2 separate regions of the Homo sapiens genome follow, and region 2 is linked to region 1. The links are chromatin loops, found by intact Hi-C in ENCODE. Cell type or tissue: PC-3. All regions are shown on one strand. Each heading gives the region's core, and the rest is flanking DNA. Links, peaks and the distances in the headings are about the cores only.

Region 1 (2,920 bases), core at 271-2,770:
GACCTTCCATTGGACCCACCTAACCGGGTCTCCCTCATTGGCAGCCATTCACTTATTCCACGTTCATTCTGCACCTCCTGCACACGAGGTGCTATGCCAATTACTGGATACATTTAATCCCTCAACAACTCTGCATGGTGACCATTATTGTCCCCATCTTGCAAAGGAAGAAACTGAATTTTAGAACAGTTGAATTTTAGAACTTGAGCTCCCATAATTAGGTGGGGAAACTGATGTTTGAATTTGTGTCCTTTTGGCCCCAAAGTCCTTCTCTGGATAAACTAGGCAACCAAGAGCAAAGAATGCTCTATACCCGACAAAAATAGAAATGAAACTCAAGATCCAAGACGCAAGAGTGGCAGAAGGTTCAAGGTGCACCACTGCCAGCCCTGACAGCCTTTGTATCCAGGTCAGTTGAACAGGCCGGGATTGTCCCCAACTTGGACACATCTAAAAAGCTGCAGGTGGGATGTCATCAAAATCACCTGGGAAAACAACCTGCTCTGAAAACAGAGGCATGATCCAAAAGACAAAGAGGTTTGTGATACCCTTTCTGTACAATAGCTGACTATCAGTAAGTCATTACTGTTTTAAGGAAGTCAGTCACACACACACACACACGCATACACACACAGAAAAATACAAGTTAGCTGGGCGTGGTGGTGTGCACCTGCAATCCCAGCTACTCGGGAGGCTGAGGCAGCAGAATCATTTGAACCCGGGAGGCAGAGGTTGCAGTGATCCAAGATTGCATCACTACACTCCAGCCTGGGCAACAGAGCCAGACTGTCTCAAAAAATAAATAACAATAATAATAATAATGTTGCACCAATGTCAGTTTTGGTAAATCCATGGTTGTGTAAGATGTTAGCATTAGAGGAAGCTGGGTGAAGTTTCAAAGAACTCTCTGTACTATTTCTCTTTTGTAAGCCTAAAATTATTTCAAAATAATAGGTGATAAAAATTAGAAGGTGACATTCCACTGAATTTCATCAGCACTCCTTTTTTCCCCTCTTCCGAACCAGCCATGTGATCTTAAGCAAATTATCTCATCTCTCTAGGTCACAGTTTTTCAACTTAGGAAAAAAAAAGAGGGACACAAGCCAGATCATCTCTAACTTCCCCTCCATCTCTCAAATTCTGTGGTCCTCGTACATTTACAATATGATGCAATCTACAAACATTTGATATTGGTGCTCTCTTATTCACCTTCATATCCCTGGTATTTAGCATTGTGCCTATACATAGTAGGTGCTCACTGAAAGTTTTTGCAACTACCTCAAAAACTGAGGTTCATACCTCAGTTTGTAAAGTGACGTAGAACTGCTAGCTCTTTTACCTAGTTGACCACTAGAGAGCGAAGCGGTCACAAATTTTTTCTCTGTTAAAAGCAAATTTATCTTCGTCCAGCAGAGGGGAGTGGTCCTTTATATTTCAGGCATGTAAAAATCAGGTCCTGGTTGGGCGAAGGGAGAAATCTGTGAGCAGTTTCCTGCCTATCAGACAGGCCCTCCAGAGGGGTGATCAGTACCATAAGCTTCCAGGTAAGCACATGGGGCCACTGCCCCCACCCTCCAAAACACCCTCAAAAGTCTAAACCACCTCAATGGATGGGAGATTGCTCTGCAAATGGGGGAGCCCCACTCCTAATATGTTCATCATTGTCTTCCTAACAATCGTGACTCATTTCTTGAACAAATGTTTCACTTTTAAAGGGTTTGCACAGAGGCAGCTTTAAGAGGTCAAATAAATGAATGTGGAAAGAAATTAAAACTTTTACAACCACATGAAAAAGGCATTAGCCAGTCATCCTGCCCAGCAGCCCAATATTGAGCCTGTGTGAGTTGCCGTTTGTGTAGTGAAGCAATAGAGGCCATGGTCTGGAATCAGAAACCCTGGGTTCAGATACTGCCTCTGACCCCCCAACTCCCCAACAAAATGCACACATTCAGTGGCCATGTGACCAGGGCAAATGCCTCTCGTTCCACAGCTCCAATGCAGGAATAATAATAGCATCCACCTGGTGTGGGTGGGCGGGTTCACAGAGAACAGCCACACAGGCTAAGAGTGCAGACTATTGTGACCCAGCAACTGCCCACCTGGGCAGAGTGAACAGGAAGGGAATAGAAGGGCAACGCGCTTTCACTTCATCCTCATGAGCGCTCTTCGTGGGGAAACTATTACACAAAGTCGGGGTGGGGAGTTCCTTCCCAGTAAATCGAGTTGCCTTTTTCAGGCACGGAAAAGCCCATCTGCCTGAATTTTCCTCAACTGGTCAATCATGGTGCCAGAAATCCCAACCACTTGAAGTGCTCCTTCAGGTTAAGTTACTTTATCTGCCAACTGTGTTAGTTTAAACAAGTCAGTTTCCAAGTCCTACGCTGCTGCTTTTATCATCCCATTAATTTATAAAACTAAGAATAGGGGCCAAACGCGGTGGTTCATGCCTGTAATCCCAGCACTTTGGGAGATCAAGGCGGGTGGATCACCTGAGGTCAGGAGTTCGAGACCAGCCTGGCCAACATGGTGAAACCCCATCTCTACTAAAAATACAAAAAATTAGCCAGGCATGGTGGTGCAACGTAGTCCCAGCTGCTCAGGAGGCTGAGGCAAGAGAATCACTTGAATCCAGGAAACAGAGGTTGCAGTGAGCCAAGATTGTGCCACTGCACTCCAGCCTGGGCGACAGAGCAAGACTCCCACCTCAAACAAAAAAAAAAAAAGAAAATTAAGAATAGGACCCCACAGTGTGGGAAGGAGGCTGGAAGCGTCCTGATTAAACTGCAGCCTGAGGACTGCTGGGTGGGATCCTGTAGAGCACACTGAGCCCTGAGAAGGGGGCAAGAAGAGCCCCAGGGTGCAAGGCCAGAGACTAGCTGGGGCAGAGAAGAGTGCGAAGCTGGCAGGACTGAAGGGTCGG
Region 2 (2,920 bases), core at 280-2,779, 110 kb after region 1:
ATCTTGAAACGTGACAGTAACCAAGAGATAAATAGGTGACAATGACAGGAAAATTAGATGTAGTAAAAGAGAGTGTTTGAGAGCAGAAGCTATGGCAACTAAAGACTGGATTTGAATCCTTCCTAGCTTGGTGACATGAGCAAATTACTTGATTTAAGTGAGCATTTTCCCATCTGTACAGTGGAGATAACGATAATTGTGCCTGCTAAGAAGAATTGCTGTGAAGATTAGTGAAATAATGCATGTAAAACATTTGGTACAGTATGTGACACATAGTACAAATAGTTTGCTAGGAAGATTGTTATTATTCTTCACTTGTGATATTGTGAAGTTTTCATACAGCAAATTGGACATCATGAGATGGATTGATTAAATAAATAGATTTGAACTTCAAGGACTGGTAGTGTTCTTGCTTTGGAAAGAAGAAACTTGGTTTATCCTAATAATAGTAGGATAATAATGGTGAAGTGATAGGTACAAGTAATAGTGTTTATGATGCGCTGGTGATGATAGGAAAAGAAAGCCATTATATGGGCAAGAGCTAGAAGTAATAAAATGGTGCATTTTTCAGTGATGTTTGGCCTATGTAGCTATTCTCTGATAACTATAAAAATCCTTATTATTGAAGATTCTTCAGGAAAAAAAACCCTTAGTCTGAAACTTTACCACCAATCCCCCTTGCCCCCCATTGAAATACGTATTTTTAAAACATGGCTTTTGATAATGTGAGGGTTTTTTCCTTTTTGCGATTTAGCAGTGCTGATTGTGTATTGCAGTAGTTGTGAGAGCATTAGAAGCAGCAGTCGATAGGAGGATGGAAGGTCTGGATGCCGCCTTGGGGAGTTAGGAGATTGGCAGACTTACCCTGTACCACTCTAGCCCTACTCCTTTGCCCAAGACAGAAACACACTGAGATGGATAGGAGAATATGAGCAGTTGATAGGAAAGTTCTCAGTGGAGTCAGGATTTAGGTTAGGCCAGGAGATTGAGAATATAACAGTTTGTGTATGATGAAATGGCATATTTCACAGAATGCAGTAAAAGCAGGTAGGGTACAAGTGCAGCAACAGGAAGATGTCTTTTCTTCATTCAGCAAACACTTATTTGAGAGCTTACCATGTGCTAGGCACATACAAAGATAAATAAGATGCCCTTGATGATCCTCTATTTAAAGGAGACATGTAAACAGGTTAACTTAGAGTAGAGATGGTGAATATGTGAACCTGAGGAAAGGAAGAAATAGATTAAATTATCTGGAGAGAGAGGAAAAGTCAGCAGAATGGGGACGAGAATCTTTCGGAGCTCAGTGTTCTGATAGGAGTTATTTCCTTGGGCATAGGTTCCAAGTATTTTTCTAATATACCATAGAAGCCAGGAAAACTTTCTTCTGTTATCTCAAATGATTTAATTACTGACTTGAGTTTGTGTTGTCTCCTTAGACTTGTGCACCATGGACAATTTTGCTGAGGGAGATTTCACTGTGGCGGATTATGCCTTGTTAGAAGATTGCCCTCACGTGGATGATTGTGTCTTTGCTGCTGAATTTATGAGCAATGATTATGTTCGTGTGACTCAGCTTTACTGTGATGGGGTGGTAAGTAGGTTTGCTAATTTTTCATTTTTGACATTGTGTATTGAAGGTTTTCTGGTTTAGGGCTATCTGAGTAAAGATGTTTTTGTGGTACGTGCGTTTTGACAGGGAGGTACACATGCTGTTGAAAAGTTGATTTGAGAAGGGAAAGTAAGCACTGGCTCAAAAATAAGATTGTGGAGTGCCAGAGAATGAGTGGTGGCAAAAGGTGGTTTTCTGACAGGGCATAAGAAAAGCTCTTGGGGAGAGCCATAGAAGCAAACTCAGGTAATACTGTAAAACGGGTCTCAAATTAAGACTCTTTGGCTGAAGATGTGTTTGAAGCATATAAATAAATGCCCACTGAAAGTTCTTTGGTTAGTTCTGATAATCCTTAGATTAAAAATCAAGAACATTTTACTAGACACAAATCAAAATAATTTTCTTCTTTTTAGGGTGTGCAATATAAAGATTATATCCAAAGTGAGAGGAATTTGGGTGAGTACGTTGGTATTTTTAATGTTAATTTATGGAAAGACTACAAAGGGAGGTCCATCCATCCTGTCATAGCAATACAACAGATTTATATGCCTTTTAAAAATGTATTCTTACTAGTTTTTCACTAGAAATCAGAACTTTTCTTTGTTAAAATAGAGTTTTTGCCAGCACTTAAATATTCTTAACATTTAACAGGCTAGAATACTTCATTCATTCATTTCTTCCCTCTCCATATCCATTTTTGCCTTTTTACTATTAAGTGTTGATTCATTAAAAAAATGAGGCACAAACATTAATTTTAAACTTTTTTTTTAATTAAGAATTTGACATCTGCAGTATATGGTGTAGTAAACCAATTTCTGTCCTGCAAGATTATTGCGATGCCATTAAAATAAACATCTTCTGGCCACTTCTGTTTCAACATCAAAACAGTTCCGTAATATCACGATTGCATCCCTGTGTGGACGCCAAGTAAGTTACTATATGTTGCTCATTTTGTGTGGACAGTGATAAACATGTTACCCAATACCAAGAAATGCAAGTTCAATGGAAGGCTTATGTCTTATTCTTGTATGCTGCTCAACGTTTGTGTAATAGGGTGGAAAAAACAAATACTTGAGATTTGGATATGAATGAATAATTGTAACATAATCAGTGAAATTCTGAATAGTACTAGATGGTAGACTGGAAGCTGAGTCAGGAGGAATTAACATGGGTGTTTATAAGTATCAGTGTTATAGTGCAGAAGAGAGGAAAAAGATACAGTATTTTGTTCATTTAATAAATAGCTTAGTTATTGTTACCTAGAGTGAAGAAAAAGAGAACTTATTTTTTAATGGTTTGAGATATATA

Evidence for each region. Hi-C counts contacts between places; a loop is a spot of excess contacts. Peaks named below come from ENCODE experiments on the same cell type or tissue, not always from the same donor. Only the 100,000 strongest peaks of a DNase experiment are listed, where the experiment ranks them.
Region 2: it touches region 1 in a loop (6-fold over the local background); 39 of 110 quality-filtered maps call a loop at or near these places.

The regions. Positions count from the first base shown.
Region 1 is chr21:36,975,789-36,978,708 of GRCh38, forward strand. It overlaps a transcript of HLCS not described here. Among named protein-coding and RNA genes, the nearest start is that of HLCS, 11 kb to the left of the region's middle. In PC-3, for the core only: a CTCF peak has its summit at 1,396 (motif pointing right); a DNase peak (open chromatin) is centred at 1,423; H3K4me3 peaks cover 985 bases; H3K27ac peaks cover 1,365 bases.
Region 2 is chr21:37,085,808-37,088,727 of GRCh38, forward strand. It overlaps TTC3 (tetratricopeptide repeat domain 3), which reads left to right. Exons shown (of 46, transcript NM_001330683.2): 2 at 1,440-1,594; 3 at 2,026-2,068; 4 at 2,389-2,539. The coding sequence starts at 1,451. Among named protein-coding and RNA genes, the nearest start is that of TTC3, 14 kb to the left of the region's middle. In PC-3, for the core only: a CTCF peak has its summit at 1,513; a DNase peak (open chromatin) is centred at 1,524.